Regions from separate parts of the Homo sapiens genome. Here all the other regions are linked to region 1. Evidence: chromatin loops called from intact Hi-C (ENCODE). Cell type or tissue: heart right ventricle. All regions are shown on one strand. Region 1 overlaps GAS2 (growth arrest specific 2). Region 2 overlaps GAS2 (growth arrest specific 2). Region 3 overlaps GAS2 (growth arrest specific 2).

Region 1 (2,500 bases):
TTAATACTCATAAAAGTAATATAGCTTTTTTCCCACAAAAATACTCTTATAGTCTTCAATATAGACAAAAACAAGAATAAGGAATGATTTATCAAACACTTAAAGGCAGGCATAGATTCTTTTTCTGATGCAACACGTGACTTTAAGAAATGAAATGGAAAATGCTAATATTTAAAAATCCACACACAAACCTTTTTACTTCAGGTAGACAATGTTTGCCCCTGAAGCAAAATGCTCACCAATGTTCAACAAAACAAAAAAAAATTTGTAGAATTCCTCATCAGGATGATGCATCAAAAGAAGACAGTACCACACAGCAAACACAAACACAGAAAATAAATTTTTTTAAAAGTTATACTCAAACAAATCACACACATTTGCATGCTACACCGCAGATAGCAAACCCTTTTCTTGTTGAGTAGATTCTTTCTCAGAGAAATAGATGAAGCATAGTCACTGGCCTCCAAATCCTATAATTATCCAATAACATAATGATATTGACACAATTATAGCAAGCAAAAAAAGTGTGTATTTTTAAAATACTTCCCCATCCCTTTTTTCGCCATCTCCCAGCTCACCAGAATGTGTATAAATAAAACAAAATAAACAAATTTCTAGGAAAAAAAGTTAACTTGACAATTTCTAAATTGATAGGCCAATGCAAATTACAAATAATAAACTGTACAGCAAGACTAGCAGTAATTTAAGAAAATGGTTAGTTACTTAAAATATCTTAGTAAAAAATGACATAAAAGCATCAATTTCATGATTCATAATTGAAAACTCTTTTTAAGCTTGAAAACAAAGTATAGATTTCTGATCTTAATTTAAATTGTAAAACTTAGCCCCATAAAAACACTCAACATCATTTTAGAAAACGTGGTTAAATTATTTATTTAAATGAACATTTGAAAAATTACTAAATTTACTGTTAGGAAGATTATTGATTAATACAGTCCAATAACTTTTACATTTCGGTGAAACTGAAAATATAAATACTTTCACACCTAGAGCCTTCTATAGCTATATATATTTTTAACTCTACAACTAAAAGTTAATTTCTTATAAAATAATTATTGGGGTCTATTTTGTTTATAGACTGATCAACTACATACTTTTGAATTCAAGAAAATACTTAAGTTCATCTTTTTAACTTAAAGCACAATCCTAAATATTTTAAAGGAATCTAATGAAAATGTTATTGATCTTAATATATCAGAGTAATGAAAAGAAATGTTTCTCTTGTCACTTATACGTCAACATGGTTTGAACAGCAGGGGTCAGAGTGAGTATTATATGTAGACCTTTATGGTTACAACATGCTCTGCAGACCACACAAAAACCTTTGTTATGATACAACATAGAATTCTGTAATCACTTAAAGTATCAGTTTAACTTCAACAATGTGAAAAATCCTTTTAATATACTGATGTATAAAATTTTATGTCAATAAATATCTAGGCTAATTGGTCCAATTGCATCATAATATAAATCAATTGTTCATGTTTCAGATTACATGCCATAATTCTTCACTATCTTAAGTTTGTTAATAGATAATTGAAGAAAATGATATAATTTACAACCTAATTACTATCTATTTTTCCTTCAAATTCTGAATGTGAAATTTTATTGTTAAATATAGATACAAACGGGTGACCTCATGTTAATCATATATCATATTTTCCCATATCCTTAAATAGTTTCAAGAATATTGTCTTTGGATGGCATCTATGGATGACTACAATTTGTTTAAGCTGCTACCAAATATCATAGGTTCCAGCTATTTTTTTAATGTTTCAGTAGACATTCTGGTTCCTATCTCTACTAATTGCCTTTTAATACATTTTTGGAAGCAGAACAACTTAATCAAAGTGTATAAATACTTCTGAGGTCTTTGATATAAAATTGCCTTCCAAAGAAAGCATGCCAATTTCCAATTTTCTTCAGCAATGTATGGAAGATTCTGATACAATATATACTTACCAATACTAACTATATAATTTTCTTAATTTAGCTATTTTTTCATAGCTAAAATCTACCTTTAGTAATAAGGTAGATTTTATTCACATCTAGTAATAAGGTAGATGTGAATAAAATCTACCTTATTACTAAGGGGTCCAACATTTTAACATCTTAATTGGATTTTTATAAGTCTTTTGCAAATAGGTTCTTCATCTCCACTTTTCTATGGTTTTATTTCTGAAAGATTTCAGGATGTAGCGAACACATGATCTAAGAACTGACATTTTACAGAGGAAAAATTATCTCTAAAGAATGTCATAGAGTATAAATAATAGGTTAAACCCTGTATATGGCATAGGAAGTTATCTGCCAAGCATAAAAAAGACAAGAAGCATGACATAAACATATGGAATTAGTTGCTCTCCCTTCTCCCCAGTTCATCGCTTGCACACCTTCCCTCACCCACTGAGGTTTCTTGCCATTAGCTGTTGTGAAAAGAGAACAGTGAGTTGTGAATCAAGATCCTCTGACAAATAAT
Region 2 (2,500 bases), 53 kb after region 1:
CCAGCTACTATTAACCACTTATTCATTTTAACTAGTTAACATTACAAGATAGCTGGTATTTTATATTCTAATATATAAATTTCAGCTAGCATAAAAGTTTGCAGTTGATGCTTTAATCCTATGCCTAGGAATTTAAAATGATATTTATTATTATTAATGATTAAGTAAGTATATTTCCTGGAAATGACAGTATAATACATACAAATGTTATATGAATATGAACACTGGTTTATGAACTAACAAAATCACTTTCTTCTCTATCGAATCATTTTTATCCATCAAAATATCAGAATATAAATGGAGTATTATTTAAGGAACCATATTTTTAATAGACAGTTTATATGTAGGATCAGAAATATCTGAATTTAGAATATCATTAAAACTCCTTTTGAAAAACATAAAAGGAAAAAAATTACATTTTAGACAAGCATACTAGAAATAAGCAGCAAATTTGCACAACAGCAAATCCTAATTAAAAGCTTTAATTTAATATGTAATTTCTACCTCACCTAGGAATTCAGAGGAGATATATCAATTCCAAAGCTACTTTCAAGACTTATCATCTTTTTATGTTTTTTACGTTTTATCTCTTTCAAGTAGATAAAAAGCAAGACTTGAAAAAGAGCTGCATAATAAAAATCTACAAATATTTCTGAAGTGACAAAACAGCCAATAATAAATTATTTTAAAATTCACTTTAATTCCTCTATTTCCAAAGTATGTGAATACTAAATGTATCTAAGTGTAAGAAAAATATCTTCTAACATAACTATAAATTTATTCTTACCCTCCTTATTATCACCATTCTAGCACACAATGCATTTTTCTACCTCCAAATGTTTTACCACTTTTTAATAATCTCAAGTTATTAGTAGACTTCTCAAGTTGCCATGAGAGTAACGACTTAAAGTCTATTATCTATCTACTTTGTATGAACTGAAGTCAATTCAAAGGTCAAACTTTACTGTATCTTGAGATTCTTTTAGGATTCCTTTTCTGAGAAAATTTCATAAACCATCAATTGCATTTGTGTTATAACTACGACCATTAAAAAAGTCTTAATTTGAAAAAAAAAGTCATTCATTTATGTAAATCTTCTCCTTATTTATATATATTAATGTCTGTCTCAACTACCCCAAACTGGGTTTCAAGAGATGGATTTCCTAAAACTCAGACTTTTGGATCTGGAAAAGACATTAGAGATCATCTACTTCAACCCCTTCATTTTATGGTTGAGGACACTGAGCCCAGAAAAGATAGCTGAGTGACTTTGGGCAAGTTTCCTACCAAGTAGCAGAGCCAGAACCAGAGGCCAGGTCTCCTGACGCCCAGTTAGGAGCCAGGTCTCCTGATTTTTAATCCAAGGATCTTTCCATTACACACACTGACTCTCTATTCTTTGAGGCTGTCTTGGGCTGCTCACACTGATCAAGCTGCCTTGTAAATGACCACACTCACTAAATAAAATGCCCTTGATGACAAGTCATAGGACATTATAGCATACCTGTATAAGCAGACTATACTCTAATTAATCATACTCTTCCTCTGTTTAGAACATTTCAATGGCTTCTCATAGATCATACTGTAAATTATAAGCTCCTTAATATGATTTTCAAAGTAATACATGATCTAGCCCGAACATGTCTCATGAAACTCTCTTCCTCTTTCTTTTCTGTTGAAACTAGACTTGCTTCATTTCTTGCAATGTACCAAGCTCCTTCCTACCTCAACACATGCCCTTCCCTCCTCGCAAAGGCTCTTACCCCATGTTTGGTCTGGCTAGCTATTAATCTTCAGTTCTCAGTTTAAATATACGTTCCCATAAAGAAGATTTCCCAAGCCCTCTGATCCTTTGCCCTACTCCCACCTCAGTTTACATTTTAATTGCAACTTGTATCTTTTAGTGTTTATAACAAGTAATAGATTATATATTCAATTGCTTATTTACTGTGTTTTTTTGCTAATCTAAGCTTTGCAAGAATAGGTACTATGTTTATTCTTAATCACTATCCTCTAGTACCTAGATGACTGTCTGGAACACAATAATGACAATAGTTATTATTTACTGCTTGATTATGTGCCATACCTTCTTCTAAAGGCAATTATCTCATTCAAACCCCCAACAATTCCATAAGGTTGGTTTTATTATGGTATTTATTTTACAGATTATATAACCAAGACACAGTGCAATAAGACACTTGCCCAGTATCACATAATAAGTGGTAAAACCAAGATTTGAATTGAAAGCATTCTTATTCCAGAGTCCACTTTTTTTTACCAATGCTTATGCTGCTTCACACTCAAATGTTTGTTGAAAAAAAGAATAAATTTATGCACAAAATCAAATTAAGTTTCACTGAACTATATAAGTAGAATAATAATAACAACAATATAGTGTTTACTAGGGCCAGATACTGTTCAAAGTACTATACATATTTTAATCATTCACTGCCACAGCAGCCCTAAAAAGTAGTTACTACTATTATTACCACTGTACAGA
Region 3 (2,500 bases), 60 kb after region 1:
TCATGATCCTTTTTTTCACATTTCAAATCACTGCCAAACTTAAATGACTCAACGGTTTGGCTGAAAGTCAATACCTGCAGGTCTTGGATTTAGATTTGGCTAATCCATGAATACGAAACATGAAAAATGGATTCAGCTAGCATGATCAAAATTTGGAGTATGGAGAATTTACCCCATGGTGAAGTAGTTTCCAACTAAAATGATTATATTGTGGTGAAGAAAGATCAAATTAATTTATCTTATTCCCATAAAAAGATCACTATGGAATTTTACCCTCCTTGTAACTTTTTAAAGAAGTGTTTAGTCAATATGGATCAGATGAATTACATCGTAAAGAACAAGCTACACAAAAAGATCATTTCAGTTCTCTTGAATTCATTCAAAAGTGTTCAAAACCACAAGAGATGCCAAGGGGTAACTTTTTAAAAAGGTGGGAAATAAAGTGACTGATGATCCACTAGACTTGAAGAAAGCAGTAGGTTAGGGAGAAAGAAAAACTTTTTTGTATAATGTGCCTAAACACTGAATGATGTTTCCAATAAAGTGTATATAGTCCAAGTATTTTAAAAGCTTGATAAGTAACTTTAGTAACTATTAAACAAAGCCAATCACTTTTAAAAGGGGAGTAAGTACTCAAATACTTCTATGGCTCCTCCAAGCTTTCTCGGTCTACCTAAAATGGATAACCAACCCTTAGGTCTAGGAATCCAGAAAAATAAAACTTCAAGAGAAAAACATGCAGAAACTTAATACTAAATCCTTCAAAGACTGTGTGTGTATATATTTTTTCTTTCTTTCCATAGTAGAAGTGATTCTGGAATAACAATTATGAATATGATGAGACTTGAAATAGCCCAGGAGAAAAAGAAAAAAATAATGACTTTGTAAGTAAAATATCACATGTTTAAAGACTCTGTCTAGTTTGTTGTCCCAGAATCCCAGCTGAAGACATCATAGTTTTGACTCTGAAGAAAAAGTATTCTTCCATGCCACCTAGAGGTGTTCTTTGACTATGACCAAGATGATTTCTGGCTTATCTCTAGGCTTTGCTGACATGTTAGAGAAAATGCATTGCAACATTACATAGAAAAGCAACTGGAAAGACAAAAAACATGAAATGATATACACTTCTGTCGGCTATGAGATTTCACTTAGAAGCCTGAATAATGGATAGAATATTGGAACTGGAATCAGAAGTCCAGGGTCAAATAATAGGTCCACTACCTAACCATTTAGTAGCTACTCTATTCTAGTCATATGAATTTTCCTCTTTGTACCTGTGTTTTCTACTATATACAACGGAGGCTGAAAACTTAAAGATAATTGTGAGGATTAAATATTTGTGCCAATGCTTGGCATATATTTAATATTCGATATGTTTTTTATTAGCAAAATAGAAATGATCACCATCAGAAATGTGCCAAAATAAAACTTCTATTGACCTATCCCAAAACGGAAAGCAATTCTGTGACAAAATAGGAATATTTTATAGAACTCTAAATAATTAAGAAAAGACAAAGGACAACGGGGAGAACAAATAAATGTATTAATGATACAGTAGATAATGGATTATTCCAAGTTTTCTTCATATGGAGAAGAATGCTGCCCCTAAGATGATGATTAATCAGTTAATAGGGAAATGCTATATACCTCTCAAAGTAAGTGTGAGAGGACATCACTACCACCACCCCATCTACACACACAGACTCAACTGTGAACATTGAAAACAATGAATCCTAATCAACCCACAGTCAAAGGTCTCCTCCCTAAAGGTAATCTTTGCTGTCATCTGCAGCATTGTTCCCCACATCTATTCAGTTTCATGTGTTACAGGTGTCAAACACTGAGGAAATAGTTTATTGGTCAATCACGTTACCTTTTAAAATTAAAAATAAACAGTGCTCCAAATCGAATACCCTTCCAAAATCTGGAAAGAGAAAATGCCATTTTCCTAGCTGAACTCAAAGAATAAACCACCCAGGAAAGTTCTAGATATCTCTTTCATCATTGTGAGTTCTTCACTCTTTTGTGATTCATTTTGGCTAATTAATAGTATCTCACAAAATATACATTTTCAACCAATGTCATGGATACAAAATCTTACTCTAAAGGTCTAATCAGAAAATAAAGTCCACAATTTCAACAGAAAGGCAATTTCAGACCTCGTAATGGGACCTCCACCTTGGGTTCAGTAGAGCAACTTATCCACAAATTGAAAAGCACCAAACATAAAGCAAAATGACACTTAATGGTAGTTTATCTAATTCCATAATAAAAATCTTTAAATTGAAAGGAACCTTACAATAACGATATATTCAAACTCCTCGTAATTAATAAGGGGTTGGTAGCCTAAGAGGATATTTTGCCCACAGTAACAAGACTGTTTAGTCATAATTATTAAAAGTATCCTACTCAGCTCTTGTGATCCTTAATTTAGTGTAGTGCTGACTCTCTTTTAGAGATCTCTTTCTTATCCCACAGTCCCATCTTGATTTGTCTT

What was found. Hi-C counts contacts between places; a loop is a spot of excess contacts. Peaks named below come from ENCODE experiments on the same cell type or tissue, not always from the same donor. Only the 100,000 strongest peaks of a DNase experiment are listed, where the experiment ranks them.
Region 2: a loop joins it to region 1, with 2.8 times the contacts of the local background. A loop is called at or near these places in 39 of 110 quality-filtered maps.
Region 3: it touches region 1 in a loop (4-fold over the local background); 39 of 110 quality-filtered maps call a loop at or near these places.

The regions. Positions count from the first base shown.
Region 1 is chr11:22,729,301-22,731,800 of GRCh38, reverse strand. The region is part of intron 4 of GAS2 (growth arrest specific 2); the gene reads right to left. Among named protein-coding and RNA genes, the nearest start is that of GAS2, 64 kb to the right of the region's middle. In heart right ventricle, a CTCF peak has its summit at 1,278 (motif pointing right); no DNase peak of the experiment used is centred here.
Region 2 is chr11:22,676,549-22,679,048 of GRCh38, reverse strand. All of the region lies in intron 2 of GAS2 (growth arrest specific 2), which reads right to left. Among named protein-coding and RNA genes, the nearest start is that of GAS2, 11 kb to the right of the region's middle. In heart right ventricle, no CTCF peak of the experiment used is centred here; no DNase peak of the experiment used is centred here; H3K27ac peaks cover 1,422 bases.
Region 3 is chr11:22,669,505-22,672,004 of GRCh38, reverse strand. All of the region lies in intron 1 of GAS2 (growth arrest specific 2), which reads right to left. Among named protein-coding and RNA genes, the nearest start is that of GAS2, 4.1 kb to the right of the region's middle. In heart right ventricle, a CTCF peak has its summit at 992; no DNase peak of the experiment used is centred here; H3K27ac peaks cover 891 bases.